2 separate regions of the Homo sapiens genome follow, and region 2 is linked to region 1. The links are chromatin contacts, found by Hi-C or POLR2A ChIA-PET in ENCODE. All regions are on one chromosome and are shown on one strand. The core of a region is the stretch at or near the end of the contact, and the rest is flanking DNA. Distances in the headings are between cores, read along the strand shown.

Evidence for each region. A loop is a pair of places that touch in the nucleus more often than their neighbours do. ChIA-PET counts read pairs that join two places held with the same protein, here RNA polymerase II (POLR2A). Pooled maps may share reads with other maps.
Region 2: a loop to region 1 is called in a map with no recorded cell type, with 16 times the contacts of the local background. The contact joins two enhancer-like sites. A Hi-C loop is called at or near these places in 1 of 37 single-sample maps with no recorded cell type and 3 of 50 pooled maps. POLR2A ChIA-PET finds 5 or more read pairs at or near these places in 1 of 52 experiments (A673).

The regions. Positions count from the first base shown.
Region 1 is chr13:28,045,058-28,050,030 of GRCh38, reverse strand. FLT3 (fms related receptor tyrosine kinase 3) reads left to right here. Exons shown (of 24, transcript NM_004119.3): 7 at 257-396; 8 at 494-647; 9 at 1,588-1,756. Among named protein-coding and RNA genes, the nearest start is that of FLT3, 53 kb to the left of the region's middle. Within about 2 kb of position 2,055, at least 4 of the 41 ENCODE cell types and tissues checked have a DNase peak (open chromatin) inside an H3K27ac peak, as active enhancers do.
Region 2 is chr13:29,123,285-29,128,257 of GRCh38, reverse strand. All of the region lies in intron 5 of MTUS2 (microtubule associated scaffold protein 2), which reads right to left. All of the region lies in intron 1 of LOC124903144 (a long non-coding RNA gene), which reads left to right. Among named protein-coding and RNA genes, the nearest start is that of MTUS2-AS2, 120 kb to the left of the region's middle. Within about 2 kb of position 2,082, at least 2 of the 41 ENCODE cell types and tissues checked have a DNase peak (open chromatin) inside an H3K27ac peak, as active enhancers do.

The DNA of each region.
Region 1 (4,973 bases), core at 806-3,305:
ACAGTAACTGCGTAGGTGATCATTCAACTTCAGAAATCCTATCATTCCTTCAGGTCACAGTAAATGCAATATTATGGATTCTGTAAATGCTGATTTCTTCATAAAAGAGGAGTCAGTCTCTAAAAGCTTCTTTTATTAATGTGGTTAGTAATATTTGAGATGATGCTAAAGTCTTTGTTCAGAATGTTCAGGATATCTTTTGTGATGAGGCAAAAATCACTTTTTTTTTCTCACTTGGGATGTTTTCATCTCCTAGATCTAAATCAAACTCCTCAGACCACATTGCCACAATTATTTCTTAAAGTAGGGGAACCCTTATGGATAAGGTGCAAAGCTGTTCATGTGAACCATGGATTCGGGCTCACCTGGGAATTAGAAAACAAAGCACTCGAGGAGGTAATAGGACAAGTTTGTATTCTGAAAATGCAGGAACAATTAACTAATAGTCTGGATTGAAAACATTAAATGCAAACTCTGTTTTATTAAAACCTAGGGCAACTACTTTGAGATGAGTACCTATTCAACAAACAGAACTATGATACGGATTCTGTTTGCTTTTGTATCATCAGTGGCAAGAAACGACACCGGATACTACACTTGTTCCTCTTCAAAGCATCCCAGTCAATCAGCTTTGGTTACCATCGTAGGTAATGCAGGCTGCTCACACAATCTTTATTCCTATTTTTAGTCGCTGTAGTGTGGAATGTGAAGTATGTGGTACAAATTCTGATTTCAATATAATGCTACTATCAAACACTAAGAAAGAAACTGAGTTAGAATAGCTTTGCAAAGATAATCTGCCCACCCTCTTCCTTTTCCCGTTAAACCAGGCTCGCTTGAATGCCACTGTCTTTGCATATAACACATTGTAATATGACCATCTGTTTGTGTACTTTTATCCTCCAGTAGACTGTAAGTTTCTTAAGGACAAGAACAACTCATTCTATCCTTGTAGTTCCAGAACCTGACACAGAGCCTGACACAAAATGGACAATAAATACTAGTTCTAAGAACCAACTAACCGCACTGTTAGGGCAGTGAGCACTGAGAGACAGTACAAGCCCTTAGATGCACTGAAATTTTGGTGGGGTATGTAGGATCTGAAAATAACCACAGTTCAATAATCTCAGATTAGGGCACAGCGTTCAGCCATAATGAAAATGCCGAGAAATACAGCGATGCTCTTAGCAGATTAATAAGGAAGTGTTCCATAAGGCAACCTCGTGAATATTGCTAGCCAGATCGCTCTTTTATTTGTGCCTTGAGTTTATTTTACTCTCTCTCATCAATGGAAGAGTGGTGCTGGCTGAGAGCAGGGGCCAGACAGTCAATTATCTACATCCCATTCTTTTTCTTTCCTTCTTTCTTTTTTTAAACATTTCTTAACTTCGAAAGATGATGAGCTCAGGCTTAGAACTAGGGATAGGACTCCTGGGTTTTCACTTGGATTATCCAACCTGACCTGCAGCATGCCAACACTTGAGTTTTCCTGTGTTAAACTGATGAATACAAGTTTATTTTATCTTCTCAATACGTTTCCCTATGAATATTATTAACTAACTCATAAATGCCTATTTTTTCTTACAGAAAAGGGATTTATAAATGCTACCAATTCAAGTGAAGATTATGAAATTGACCAATATGAAGAGTTTTGTTTTTCTGTCAGGTTTAAAGCCTACCCACAAATCAGATGTACGTGGACCTTCTCTCGAAAATCATTTCCTTGTGAGCAAAAGGGTCTTGATAACGGATACAGGTGAGACCACAAAGGACTCTAAGATACCATTTTTAGCATAATTCTCCTTGCTTGTCGCCCTTGAGAAGGACAGTTTTATACTTATGGAAGCAAATTCACTTATGAGTTTAACTATTATTGAGTTGAAATTGGAGATAAGAAAACAATAAGCAGATGTGAGGATACAGTAGCAGTCTTACCATTACTTTAGATAATATAACCTGCTGCATGAAAACAGAAAGAACCGTATTAGTCTGGTCTAGTTTGAGTCTGGTTCTCTGGCATTTTCTGAGTCACAAGGTAGTTTTTACTTCCTGTTTGAGAGTGCGGTGTGTAGGACACTGAGTCTCCCCTAAAACATTTGCAGATGATTGAGGAAGTAAAACTCCTTAAAAACAGAAAAACATTACTCATAGGTGTATTGATTTAAATTTTCAAAAAATACATGCAGAAATAGCCCAATAGTAAGTGCTGAAGGAAAATGTTGTTTTCCTCGGGATTTGTATGAGAAACTATGCAAGATTCTTTTTTTTAAGAACAACAAATTTTCTTTTCTTTTTCTTTTTCTTTTTTTTTTTTTTTTTGAGATGAGGTCTCACTCTGTCACCTAGGCTATAGTGCAGTGGTGCAATATTGGCTCACTGCAACCTCCACCTCCCAGGCTCAAGTGATCCTCCCACCTCAGCCTCCCAAGTAGCTGGTACCACAGGTGCACACCACCACACCTGACTAATTTTTTGTATTTTTGGTAGAGACAGGGTTTTGCCATGTTGCGCAGGCTGGTCTCGGACTCTTGAGCTCAGGAGATTCACCCTACCTGGGCCTCCCAAAGTGCTGGGATTACAGGCGTGAGCCACTGCACCCAGCCGAAAGATTCTCTTGTGGGAGGAATTCTCCATTCCTTCTTTGGAAAACAAAAAACAACTTTCCCCTATATCTTCTATAGTTATGACATCTCTTGTCTCTTTAAACTAATGCTATGGAACATGGTTTTGGACTAGGCTATGAGACACTGAGACGCACATGTTATCTTTCAAACAAGTCAATGGACTAGAATAAATCATCCTTTCTCAGCATGTGGTCTGTTGAACAACTGTGTAAGAATCATCTGAGCAAATGTTTAAAATGTGGATTCCTGGCTCCCATTCCAGACATGCTGACTCAAAACTGGGGCAAAACGCTCAGACTCTGCTTTTTTAATGAGAACCTTTGGTGATTCCTATCACAGGTCTAGATCTGTGCTGTCCGGTACGGTAGCCACCAGCCACATGTGGCTATTGAGAGCTTGAAGTGTGTCTGGTCCAAATTGAGATGTACTCTAATTGTAAAATACACACTAGATTTTGAAGACTTAGTATGAAAAAAAGAATGTAAAATATATTATTAATAATTTTTATATTGGCCGGGCTCGGTGGGTCACACCTGTCATCCCAGCACTTTATGAAGCCAAGGCGGGTGGATCGCTTGATCCTAGGAGTTTGAGACCAGCCTGGATAACATGGCAAAATCCCATCTCTACAGAAAATACAAAAATGAGTTGAGTGTGGTGGTGTACACCTTTAGTCCCAGCTACTTGGGAGGCTGAGGTTGGAGGATTGATTGAGCCCAGGTGGTCGAGGCTGCAGTAGCCATGATCACGTCACCGCACTCCAGCCTGGATGCAGAGCAAGAACCTGCCTCAAAAAGAAAAAATAATAATAAAATTAAAACAATTTTTACATTGATTATATATTAAAATGATAGTATTTTGGATATATCGCATTCAGCGAAATATGTTATTAAACTTAATTTCACCTGCTTCCTTTTACTTTATACAGCCAACAGAATTTGTAAATGATGTACAAGGCTTGAAGTTGTGACTCACATTCTGTTTCATTGGCTAGCCCTGTTCTAGATGAAGAGTAGGAGTTCTTTTCACCTTGATTCCGCTAAGTGTTTGTTTCATGATTATTGTTACTCTTTATACCTAAAAGGGATTTGTACTAAAAGTCCCTTGTTGGGACTTTTAGAATCTCAGTGCAGGGTTTGCATGGAGTTGTCTACTGTCTCTTACTGAAACCCCCCAATGTTCAGAGCATTCATTTTTAAAGTAATTAAGAATGCAGACTGGTCTGGGAGCTGACTGAAACACACTCCCCCAAACTCAGGGTTTGTCAACAGTGGCGCTGCTGGCATGTTGAGCTGGATAATTCTTTGTTGTGAAGGACTGTCCTGTGCACTGTAGGATACTTTTCAGCATCCCGGGTCTCCTCCCACTGGATGCCAGGAGCACATTCCCTTTTCCCAGTGTGACCAAAAATATCTCCAGACACTGCCAAATTGAGAAAAATAACCCCTGGCATTTTTTTTTTTTTTTTTTTTGAGAACCATTGCCTTAGAGGCATCAACCCACAGTCATCGTAAGCTGTTATTCAGAAATATCAAGCTTTTTTTTTTTTTTTGAGACAGAGTCTTATTCTGTTGCCCAGACTGAAGTGCAGTGGCACGATCTTGGCTCACTGCAAGCTCCTGGGTTCAAGCAATTCTCCTGCCTCAGCCTCCTAAGTAGCTGGGATTATAGGTGCATGCCACCATGCCCAGCTAATTTTTTGTATTTTTAATAGAGACGGGGTTTCTTCATGTTGGCCAGGCTGTTCTCGAACTCCTGACCTCAAGTGATCCAACCGCCTCAGCCTCCCAAAGTGCTGGGATTACAGGCGTGAGCCACCGCGCCTGGCCCATCAAGCTTTTAAATGTAGAAGGTTGGAGAGTCAGCCCCTCTTTACCCTAGTTGACTTGATTACCACTTGGCCTGTGTTCAGAAGGAAATCAGCATATCACTGTCCCCTCTCTCCTTTGTATCCTATCCCCATGTTAGATAAGCTCTTAGCATTATGGGAATCTCTTCTGAACCTGATTCAAAGAGAGAAGGGGTCGATTCAATTTAGTTCAACAAATATTACTTTAATATCCTCTTGATGGGTGTGATGCTGTGATGGGCTGCAAGAGTGAATAAGGTAATGTTGCTTTCCCTCTCCCGCAAGAATGTACACAGATTGCTACTGTGCTGGTGATATCTGGTATAACCTTTTGAGATTTTACAGAATCGCCAGTTGGGGACCATGTCACTGACATATGGGTCATGGGCCAATGTAGTGGGCTGCTTCATGTAGTTTCATTCCATGGCTACAATCCATACCCATGACCCCAGATTGTTATCCTATAGAGGTAGCCAAATGAATGAATTAGGTGAGCTCCT
Region 2 (4,973 bases), core at 833-3,332, 1.1 Mb before region 1:
TGCATGTCTTCACGGCCTGAGAAAGGCCTGCCTGCCCAGCAGTGGCCCAGGAGGTCTAATCCCATCTCGCTGCTGCAATGTGTCATGCCTCTACAAATTCACATGGCTATTCTGTCTGTCTGTCCCACCTGCAAACTCAACTGATCCTTCAAATTTGTCTCTTCTTCTACTGCCTTCTTTGATGTCTCAAACTTAGACACCTTTCTAATACATTCAATTCCTCTGTACGCACCTCCATTACGCATCACATCAACATTTGCTTCAACACTGATCTCACCAGCCTGCAGCTCTGGAAAAGCAGGGATAGGTTCTTTTCAGGTTTGTACGTATAGCACTTTGCGAGGTATGTGCCATACCCCCAAAATTCAATAAACATCTGTTGAATACACTAATCTGTAAAACCACGCTGCTTAGCAGGAAAAATGGAAGTATTCAATATTAACTAAGCTATGGGACAAGCACATGGAGAAATGTGGCTCCTGCCAGTGAGCAGCTATCGGATCAGAGGAGAATCAGGGCAAGCGGGGCCCGGTGCAGCCATGTGCAAGCTGTGAGAGGCTGCAGTCAGCCCTGTCCAGAGACAGAATCAGCAGAATATGAAACACACACATGCACAGAGATTTCAAAAAATGAGATTACCCAATTATGGGGGCTGACAAAGCCAAAATCCACTGTGCAAGCCTACAGGGTGGAAACTTGGGGGCAGGAGCTGATGTTGCAGTCTTGAGGCACAATTTCTTTCTCTTCAGGGAAGCCTCAGTTTTGCTCTTTAAGGCCTTTGAAATGATTGGATGAGGCTCACCCAGGCTAAAGAAGATAACTTCTTTTTCTTAAAGTCAGCAAATTATAGATGTTAAGGACATCTACAACATACCTCCATGGTAACATCTAGATTCACATCCAAGTGAATAAGTGGGTACTCTGGCCTAAATGAGTGTCCAGTGAATAACTGGGTACTCAGGCCTAGCCATGTTGACACAGAAAACTGACCAACCCAGAGGGGAAATCCAGGGAGTGTGGAAGGACAGGACAGAGACCTCTCACTCACACTTGGGCAGGGGGAGGGGGCATGATATCAGGTAAGGATCTCTGGAGGAAGTGCTACTAAAGCTAAGGTTTTAAGGCTGAAGAACAAGTTAGGTGGTGTGGGAGCAGCTCAATGGCTGGGGCCAGGAGCAGGTGAGCAAGACGCATGTGGGTACACAAGAGACACCCAGGAGCCCAGACGGAGAGGGCACCCAAGACAGCACCTGGGGCAGAGGCTGGTGATCAGAGCACTGAACACTGACTGAGCACTGACCACATGCCCACCACTGTCCAGTGTGCTTTACATGCATTTTCTCTTTAATCCTCACAATCGCCCTGTGATATGGGTACCATTAACCACATGTGCTGATGAGAAAACTGGTGTACAAAGTGGCCAGTGAACTTTCCAAGGTCTCCCAGCTCCTGAGTAGAGACGCAGGACCCCAACATAGGCATTCTAAGGTCTTCAGGTTGTAGGATGAAGTAGAGCAGGGGTGTCCAATATGTAGCTTCCCTGGGCCACATTGAAAGAAGAATTGTCTTGGGCCACACATAAAATATACTAACAACAGCTGATGAGCTAAAATTTAAAAAAAAAAATCACAAAAAAATCTCATAAGGTTTTAAGAAAGTTTACGAATTTATGTTGGGTCACATTCAAACCCATCCTGGGCTGCATGGAGCCAGGAGGTTGCAGGTTGGACAAGCTCGAAGTAAAGGGCAGAGATGAAGAAATTACTTTAGCTTTGGATAGAAACAGGAAAGCAGAGCTAAAGACAGGTAGAGCGAGAGGGGTAAGTGGCAGTAAAATGGGAATTCTGTAGTGTGGTGGAGGTTTGGAGTAGCCACTGTGGAAAATGAGGCGAGAAATGAAAGAATGGGAAATACGGCTGTAGGTTAGCACAGAGAACAAAGATTTCAGAGGCTGACAAGGCACAGGATGTGACTACACGTATGAACTCTTCACATGGGATTGAAGGTTACTGCAGTCATAGAGGTAAGGAACTGAAAAGACCTCCTCCCCGTGGGTTCTCAGTAAAGGGCAGGAGTTAAGGGAAAGAGGAAGTGCAGGTATGAGGACAGCCCACCAACCTCATTTTTGGTATATGGAGAAGTTAAATGCGTGTCAAAGTAGTTCACATACATAGCTATATTCCTCTCCTCACTGTCTACTCCAGATAGTCTGTTAAAGACAGTGAACACAGCAGTCTGAGTAGAATATACAGTTCTTGCTTCAGAAGAAAAGAGAATCCCCAATTATGGCTATCCTTTGGCCAATCCAGTGGAATCATTTCAATTTTGTACATTTGCCACTGACTTTATTTCTGTGGATCACAGAATTCAGTAAGGGGATGCCTCAAACAGAAAGCTGTCTCATTTAAGTCTGTTCTGTGGCTCTGTGCAGGAAGTGAACTGAGTAATCTAACTATTGTCTTTGTTTGCTAAGTTTAACCAAAAAGAAGTCCTCTGGGTTTAAAAAATCATCATGAAATAAAGAGTTTGCCTTTTAACAACTTCATTTTACTGAGTGATTTTTATAACTTCCCAGGTAAAGCTATTAGTTTTCAGAGTGTAAATCCTGCGGCAGGTTGCCTCTGGGCTCTTGAAAAACCTAAGGTGCTTTGGCTAAGAAAACAAAACACAGGAGTGGCTGCATGAAACCGTTCATGTAGAAACAGCACAGCATATTCTTGACAAAGTGTTCATATTATTCAATAAAGTAGCTAGAAATGAAAACATTTAGATTCAACGTTTCTTCTTTCATTTTAGGAGATACGAAATTAATGTTAGATTTGCTTCTGTTGACAGCAGTCATGTTGCTTGGCAACCTTAAGTGTTTCTTGGGTTGAATTGCAAACGACTCAAGCAGCTACTCATTTTAAACCAAGGAAGCTGCTCAAGAAGTTCAATGTGATGCCTATCACATACCCCATCACTCACACTGATGCAAGAGATTTATTTGTAAGATGCTACCACTATTGGATGTAAACACCTACACCCCATTGGCCCTACAAGCTGTCCTATAGTTATCAAAGTGACATTTTAGCCCACTTGATTTAGTTTTCTATTTCTTTATTAACAACTAAATAATTGGCTGACATTGGACATTTAAAATTTATTTTCTAACTGTGGTAAAATTCACATAATATAATTTTACTATTTTTAAGTGTAAAGTTCAGTGGTATTAAGTACATTTACATTGTTGTGCAACAATTACAACCATCCATCTCCAGAATTTTTGCATCTTCCCAAAGTGACACTCTATACCTGTTAAACAGTAACTTCCCATTCCTCCTTCTCTTTAGCCCCTGACAACCCCATTTTACTTTCCGTCTCTATGAATCTGAGTACTCCAGGTACCTCCTATTAGTGGAATCATGCAGTATTTATTTGTCCTTTGTGTCTGGCTTATTTCACTCAGCACAATGTACTCAAGGTTCACCCATGTTGTAGCATGTGTCAGAATTTCTTTTCCTTTTAAGGCTGAATTGTCTTCTGCTATATGGATAAATGACATTTTGTTTATCCATTCATCCATCAATGGTTACTTGGTCTGTTACCACCTCTTGACTGTTGTGAATAATACAACTAGGAACATGGATACATAAATATCTCTTCACAAGCCTGCTTTCACATTTTTGGGGTATATATCCAGTAGTGGAATTGCTGGGTGACACAGTAATTCTACTTTTAATTTTTTGAGGAATTGTCATCTTGTTTTCTATAGTGGGTACACCATTCTAGTCCAATCGGCAATGCATGAGGGTTCCAATGTCTTCACATCCTCACCAACACTTGTTATTTTCTGGGCTTTTTAAAAAAAATAGTAGCCAACTTAATGGCAACCAGATTTTATGTGTTTTATTTTTTCATATCTCTACTTCTTTAAGTATTATACTATATTGTAATAATTTACATTCAATTAAATTACACTATATTGTAATGATTTACATTAAATTAGAATATCAGTATCCTCCTCCACTAATCTATGACCTGTAATGGAAAGAACCAAGTCTTCTTCATCTTAAATACCCTCTAATTCAAACAGGCAACAACATGCCTAGTCCTAAAATAGAAGTTTCCTGAATATCTGTTCCATTCCTCATTACCAATGGAATAATGAGGCTTCGGGTAAGAAGTTCAGGGTAGACTGAGAAAAATCCTGAATGCCAAGCTAATGTGTTTACCTTATTAACAAGGGAGAGAATTATTTGTCATTTCTGTAAAAGGATGACATAGTCAAATATTTGGCAATGGTGTGTTGACCTAAGCAACTAGAGTCACAGAGTCCACTTACCTGGCTGGACAATACCCCCTGGAATGAGGGCAGTGGGCATCTGCAGGGGGATGGCAGCCTAGGGAATGAGGCGGGAGGCCCGGGGACACTACCACCATGTTCTGAGAACACTTGGGTTTTACCCTTTAAGGAGACTCCCAGTTTATCCAGGGCTCTCAATACATCATTCAGAAAAATATGTTTTTCAAGTGTGTGTGTGTATGCGTGTGTGTGTGTGTGTTTGTTTTGAGACGACTCTCACTCTGTTGCCCAGACTGGAGAACAATGGCATGATCTTGGCTCCTCCACTCCCAGGTGTAAGCGATTCTCCTGCCTCAGCCTCCTGAGTAGCAGGGATTACAGAAATGCACCACCATGCCCAGCTAATTTTTGTATTTTTAGTAGAGACAAGGTTTCACCATGTTGGCCAGGGTGGTCTCAAACTCCTGACCTCAAGTGGTCCGCTATTCTCGGCCTCCCAAAATGCTAGGATTACAGGAGTGAGCCACTGCACCCACCCAAAGGTTTGTGTTTTAAATATTAAAATAGAAATATCAATGTGGTAAGTCAACAAATGAAGATGAAATGTAAATGAAAATTACATTCTCAGAGAAGAAAAAATTTAAATGAAAATTATAAACACAATGAATCACAGAGTATTTAAACTACC